Linked DNA regions of Homo sapiens: region 2 is linked to region 1. A link is a loop called in an ENCODE intact Hi-C map of the cell type or tissue named here. Cell type or tissue: gastrocnemius medialis. All regions are shown on one strand. Each heading gives the region's core, and the rest is flanking DNA. Links, peaks and the distances in the headings are about the cores only.

Evidence for each region. A loop is a pair of places that touch in the nucleus more often than their neighbours do. Peaks named below come from ENCODE experiments on the same cell type or tissue, not always from the same donor. Only the 100,000 strongest peaks of a DNase experiment are listed, where the experiment ranks them.
Region 2: it touches region 1 in a loop (13-fold over the local background); 3 of 110 quality-filtered maps call a loop at or near these places.

The regions. Positions count from the first base shown.
Region 1 is chr19:50,233,019-50,235,925 of GRCh38, reverse strand. All of the region lies in intron 10 of MYH14 (myosin heavy chain 14), which reads right to left. Among named protein-coding and RNA genes, the nearest start is that of MYH14, 31 kb to the right of the region's middle. In gastrocnemius medialis, for the core only: no CTCF peak of the experiment used is centred there; DNase peaks (open chromatin) are centred at 1,355 and 2,205; H3K27ac peaks cover 2,500 bases.
Region 2 is chr19:50,146,208-50,149,114 of GRCh38, reverse strand. It overlaps LOC105372436 (a long non-coding RNA gene), which reads left to right and starts at 878. Exons shown (of 3, transcript XR_936021.4): 1 at 878-982. RefSeq lists a silencer at 1,432-1,531. In gastrocnemius medialis, for the core only: CTCF peaks have their summits at 1,324 and 1,526; DNase peaks (open chromatin) are centred at 804, 1,074 and 1,474; H3K4me3 peaks cover 1,464 bases; H3K27ac peaks cover 1,362 bases.

The sequences.
Region 1 (2,907 bases), core at 281-2,780:
AGGAATGAGGTCCATCTATTTTGAACCACAACTATGGCCAAAATATACCAGTCTGTAGGAAAGGGCAGTGGAGAGGGGGTCCAGAGCATCCTTCCATGGGAATGATGAGCTGAGTAATTTGTTTCTTTGTTTTGGGGTGTTTTGAGATGGGGTCTCATTCTATCACCAGCCTGGAGTACAGTGGTGCAATCATAGCTCACTGTAGTCTCCTACTCCTGGACTTAATCCTCCCACCTCAGCCTCCCAAGTAGCTGGGACTACAGATTTGCACCACCACACCTGGTTAATTTTTTTTTTTTTTAATTTTTAGTAGAGACAGGGTCTCACCATATTGCCCAGGCTGGTCTCAAACTCCTGGCCTCAAGTGATTCTCCCACCTCGGCCTCCCAAAGTGTTAGGATTACAGGAGTGAGCCAATGACAAGCTGAGTATTTAACTCTAGCACTGCCTGGCCCAGACTAACCTAGGCCAGAGTGCTGGGCCAGGGTCCAGGGGGGTCTCTAGTGGAAGGGTAGGGAGCTGGGGGGCCAGCTGGAGCAACCAACATCCAGGAACTTTTTTTTTTTTTTTTGGATGGAGTCTCGCTCTGCTCCAAGCTGGAGTGCAGTGGTGAGATCTTGGCTCACTGCAACCTCTGCCTCCCAGGTTCAAGCAATTCTCTAGCCTCAGCCTCCTGAGTAGCTGGGACTACAGGCGCCCACCACCATGTCTGGCTAATTTTTGTATTTTTAGTAGAGACGGGGTTTCACCATGTTGGCCAGGCTGGTCTCGAACTCCTGACCTCAGTCGGCCTCCCAAACTGTTGGGATTACAGGCGTGAGCCACTGCACTTGGCCGGAACTTTTGAACCAATAGAGAAATTGCTTCACATTTTTTTTATCACCACAGTGATGTTGACAGCTGAACATCAGCTGTGGGGTTAGAGAATGCCTCCTCCTATAGACAAATAATATGTGTCTTTTCTTATATTCTTAAAATATTTCTGGAAGGAGATACAAGAAGCTCAACAGTGGGAAACTAGGGCCAGGGAAGAGTGGGAAGGCTTGGTTTTGTCAGTACAACCTTTAGCCACATTCAGTTTATGTTACTACATGCATAGGTTGCTGCAAAGTTTTTATTTCTGAATTCCAAAAATCAGAGCTGCTGCCTGCGCCTGCCACACAGCAGGGCAGCTGCCAGGAGGGTCACATGAGCTCATGGTGACAAGAGGCCAGGCAGGACCTAAGAGGACAGGCTGGGAGGCCCAGGTCCCCATTGCAGCCACAGTCTGAATTTGTGTGCCAGCTGCCCAGCTGCGGAGTCATGCAGGCTGGGGAATTATGCAACCCTGGTTGGGAAATGCGGCGGGGTGGGGGTGGGAGAGGCCCAAGACCCTGTGTCAATAGGCCACAAGAGGCCCGGCTGTTTGCAGCCTGGGTAGACAGCCAAGCTACGCTCCATTTCCAGCACTTCCAATCCGGCCCTGGAGCCAACAATAGCTCCTGGGGCCTCCCACAGCGCCAGAGACCAGAAGACAATCAGACCCAGAGGCGGCCCTGGCTCAGCCCAGAAACACCTAAAGGTCTTTCTTTGGAGGGCTTGGTTAAAAGAATCATAGTTCACGCAAACAATGAAACATTACGCAGCCTCTGAAAAGGCGGAGGTCCACCTACGTACTTGTTACGGGTTGAATCATGTCTACACCACCCCCTCCTAAAAAGCATGTTGGGGATCTAAACCCCAGGACCTCAGAATGTGACAGTATTGGAAACAGGGTCATTACGGATGTAACGAGTTAAGATAAAATCATACCAGTGTAGGGTAGGAGGCCAGGTGCGGTGGCTCATGCCTGTAATCCCAGCACTTTGGGAGGCGGAGGCGGGAGGATCACTTGAAGTCAGCAGTTCGAGACCAGCCTGGCCAACTTAGTGAAACCCTGTCTCTACTAAAAGTACAAAAAAATTAGCCGGGTGTGGTGGCACACACGCCTGTGATCCCAACTACTTGGGAGGCTGAGGCAGGAGAATCGCTTGAACCCGGGAGGTGGAGGTTGCAGTGAGCCGAGATTGCACCACTTGCACTCCAGCAAGACTCCGTCTCAAAAAAACAAAAAGGTTGGGGCGGGGGGGTCGGGGGGAGGGGGGAGGGGGAATTTTGGACACAGATGCACACACAGGGAGCCGCCATGTGAACACAAAAGCAGAGATCGGGTGATGCGACTATGAGCCAGGGAACGCCGAAGATTGCCAGAAAACCACCAGGAGCCTAGGGAGAGACCTGCAGCCGATTCTCCCGGGATGAACCACCCTCACTAACACCACGATCCCGGGCGTCTGGCCTCCAGAACCACAAGACAATCAATTTCTGTTGTTTTAGGCACTAGGTTTGTGGTACTTTGTTAGCCTAAGCAAACTAATGCAGCACTGAGACAGAGCTGCTGTCAAAACATGCTGTTTGGTGAAAAAAGTGGGGGCACAGGCTGGGCGCAGCGGCTCACGCCTGGAATCCCAGCACTTTGAGAGGCCGAGGAGGGTGGATCACCTGATGTCAGGGGTTCGAGACCAGCCTGGCCAACATGGTGAAACCCCATGTCTACTAAAAATACAAAAATTATCCAGGCGAGGTGGCGGGCGCCTGTAATCCCAGTTACTCGGGAGGCTGAGGCAGGAGAATTACTTGAACACAGGAGGCAGAGGTTGCAGTGGGCTGAGATCACACCACTGCATTCCAGCCTGGGTAACAGAGTGAGACTCCCTCTCAAAAGAAAAAAAAAAGTGGGGGTGGGCACAGCACCCTGACACGGGGGTGATGAGCTGAGCATTTAACACCAAATAACCAGTGCCGCGCAGCCTGGGCCAACCTGAGCAGCCCTGGGACAGCGTCCTGAGCCTTCCCTAGAGCCTCAGCAGCCTCCTTCTGGTCTCAGCA
Region 2 (2,907 bases), core at 150-2,649, 87 kb after region 1:
CTCCCTCTTTAGCTTCCCTCTTTGAAATCCCAAAGTGCTGGGATTTCAGGTGTGAACCACTGCACCCAGCCTGGCAATTCTTTTAGTGTTTTACGATTAAGCTTGATATGAGGTTTTGATTATATGGACATACATAAACACAATAAGAAGCCAGTAATTCTTTAACATTGTCGCTATTGTTGTTCAATATGAATATATGCTTAATTTATTAAGCTTATCTAGAAATGACTGGTTACAGAATTTTTTTGTAAGCTTTCTCAGCATCTAGGGTTACTGGATGTTATTAAAAGTCTTTTTAGTGTATCTATAGATATGCTTGCATATTGATATATTCAGAAAGGTCAAAAGATAAATTGCATAATGTCCTAATATCAAACCATCCTTACACTCCTGAACACACATCTCCCAGCTCCCAGAACAGGCTCCATTGCCTGTATCACACTGCCCTTTAAGAAGTGGTGGGTGAAACTGAGGCAAATAGGAAGGCAGATGCCTAGGGAAATTGAGTAACAGTGGTTCAATTCATTCACCATCAGTTTACACAGGGCCAAATTTTATCTGTCCTGAAGACTTCAGCCATGGTATGAGAAATTTGGATTAAATGGACAATGGCATCGCCTCTGCCTAAAACAGGGATATTCGCGTGCCAGTACAGTCAGGCATGTCCCAAATACCAGTTTTCCTCCAAAAGCTGTTGTGTATGTATCTAAATACAGTCTTACTCCTGCCCCGTATCCTGCTCCCAGACTCCATTTCCCAGCATTCCCTCGCAGTCAGAGCCCTTAGGCCGGGAGGAGCAAGAGCCTCAATGGTTTCTGGGAAATGTAGTCCAGCTGCGATGCCGCGTTTAAGGTACCGGGACTTACAGTTCCGAGACAGGGACTGCTCAGGCGCGTTCCGGGACCCGGCGGAGGAAGGGAAGGCCTGGCTGTCCAGCGGAATCCGCCTGGACGCACGGAACTCGCGGACCCGACCGGAGCAGGTGGGTGCAGGCCGGGCCAGACAGGCTAGCAGAAGCTCCGGGGGCGGGCCCAAGTTGGGTCTGGTTGGGAGTGGGGAGGGCGCTGTGGGTGACGCCCCGCCCCCTCTTGTCATTCCCTGAGTCCCACCTAGTATCAGTGCGGCTCAGACGACTCGGCGCGCAGGAATTGGGCGTCTGCTGTTTGCCAGGAGTCCGGCGGAGCGTGGGACTGCTGCGATCCCTAGGAAGGGGAACCTACCTTTCCTCACTTTGCAGTTGAAGAAACTGAGAGTCGGGGAGACTCCGCGATTTCTCTCAGGCTGGCAGAGCTGCAACCCAGATTCTGACCCCAGAACCCGAAAGCAGCACTGCACAGGCACAGACTCGGTCTCGGCTCCCCTTATCCTGAGCATCTGTTCTTCCCTCTCTGGGTCTCCCAGCTCTCTCTGATCTTCCCCTCACCCTCGCCGCCCCAGGTCCTGTCCCCCTCTCGCTGGGTCTCTGTACCCCCTCTCTCTGCGTCTCTCTCCCCCTCTCTGTGGGTCTCTGTCGCCCTCTCTCGGTCTCTGCGCCCTCCCACTCCCCAGTCCTTCTAGCGAATCTCTGTGTTTTCCAAAGACAAGGTCATTTTCTTACATAACCATAGCACCACGATCACAATGAGGAAATTAATATTGATGTAATACTAATAGCTAATCTATAGACTTTATTCAAATTTTTGATGATTCTTCCAATAATGTCTTTTTGTCTTTCTTTTTCTTTTTCTTTTTTTGGAGACAGAGTCTTGCTCTGTCACCCAGGCTGGAGTGCAGTGGCACAATCATAGCTCATGCAGCCTCGACCTCCTGGGCTCAAGAGATCCTCCCACTTCAGTCTTCTGAGTAGTCGGGATTACAAGCACACACCACCATGCCCGGCTAATTTTTTTAATTTTTTTTTGTAGAAACGGGGTCTCACTGTGTTGCCCGGGCTGGTCTCAAACTCTTGGGCTCAAGCGATCCTCCCACCTCAGCCTCCCAAAGTGCTGGGATTACAGCTGGCTCCAATAATGTCCTTAATGGCCAAAGGAAATCCTAGGTCACACATTGCTCGCTTTGTTGGGTCTCCTTCAGTCTGGAACCGGTTTTCAGTCTTCTTTTGGAAGTTCCGAAGATTACAGACCATGTACTTGCATGTCCCTCAGTTTGGGTTTGTCTGGTGCTTCTTCATAGTTAGATTTAGGTCACACGCTTTTGGCAGGGATGCCCTAGGAGTGATGCTGTCTCCTCATCAGACTGGGGACCCTGGGCTCGGCTTGTCCCACCACACACCACATCAGCCTCACTCACATGGGTAAGGTGGCATCTGCCAAGTTTCTCCTCTCTAGTTTCCCTGGTCTGGGCGCGGTGGCTCACACCTGTAATCCCAGCACTTTGGGAGGCCGAGGGGGGCGGATAACCCCAGGTCAGGAGTTCGAGACCAGCCTGGCCAACATGGTGAAACCCCATCTCTACTAAAAATACAAAAAAATTAGCCTGGTGTGGTGGCACACACCTGTAATCCCAGCTACTTGGGAGGCTGAGGCAGGAGAATCGCTTGAAGCTGGGAGGTGGAGGTTGCAGTGAGCCGAGATCACGCCACTGCACTCCAGCCTAGGTGGCAGAGCGAGACTCCATCTCAAATAATAATAATAATAATAATAATACAAAAATCAGCTGGGCGTGGTGGCGGGCTCCTGTAACCCCAGCTACTCAGGAAGCTGAGGCCTGAGAATCACTTGAAACCCGGGAGGTGGAAGTTTCAGTGAACCAAGATCGCCTCACTGCACTCCAGCCTGGGTGACAGAGCAAGACTCTGTCTCAAAAATAAAATAAGGCCAGGTGTGGTGGCTCACGCCTGTAATCCCAGCACTTTGGGAGGCTGAGGCGGGTGGATCACCTGAGGTCAGGAGTTCGAGACCAGTCTGG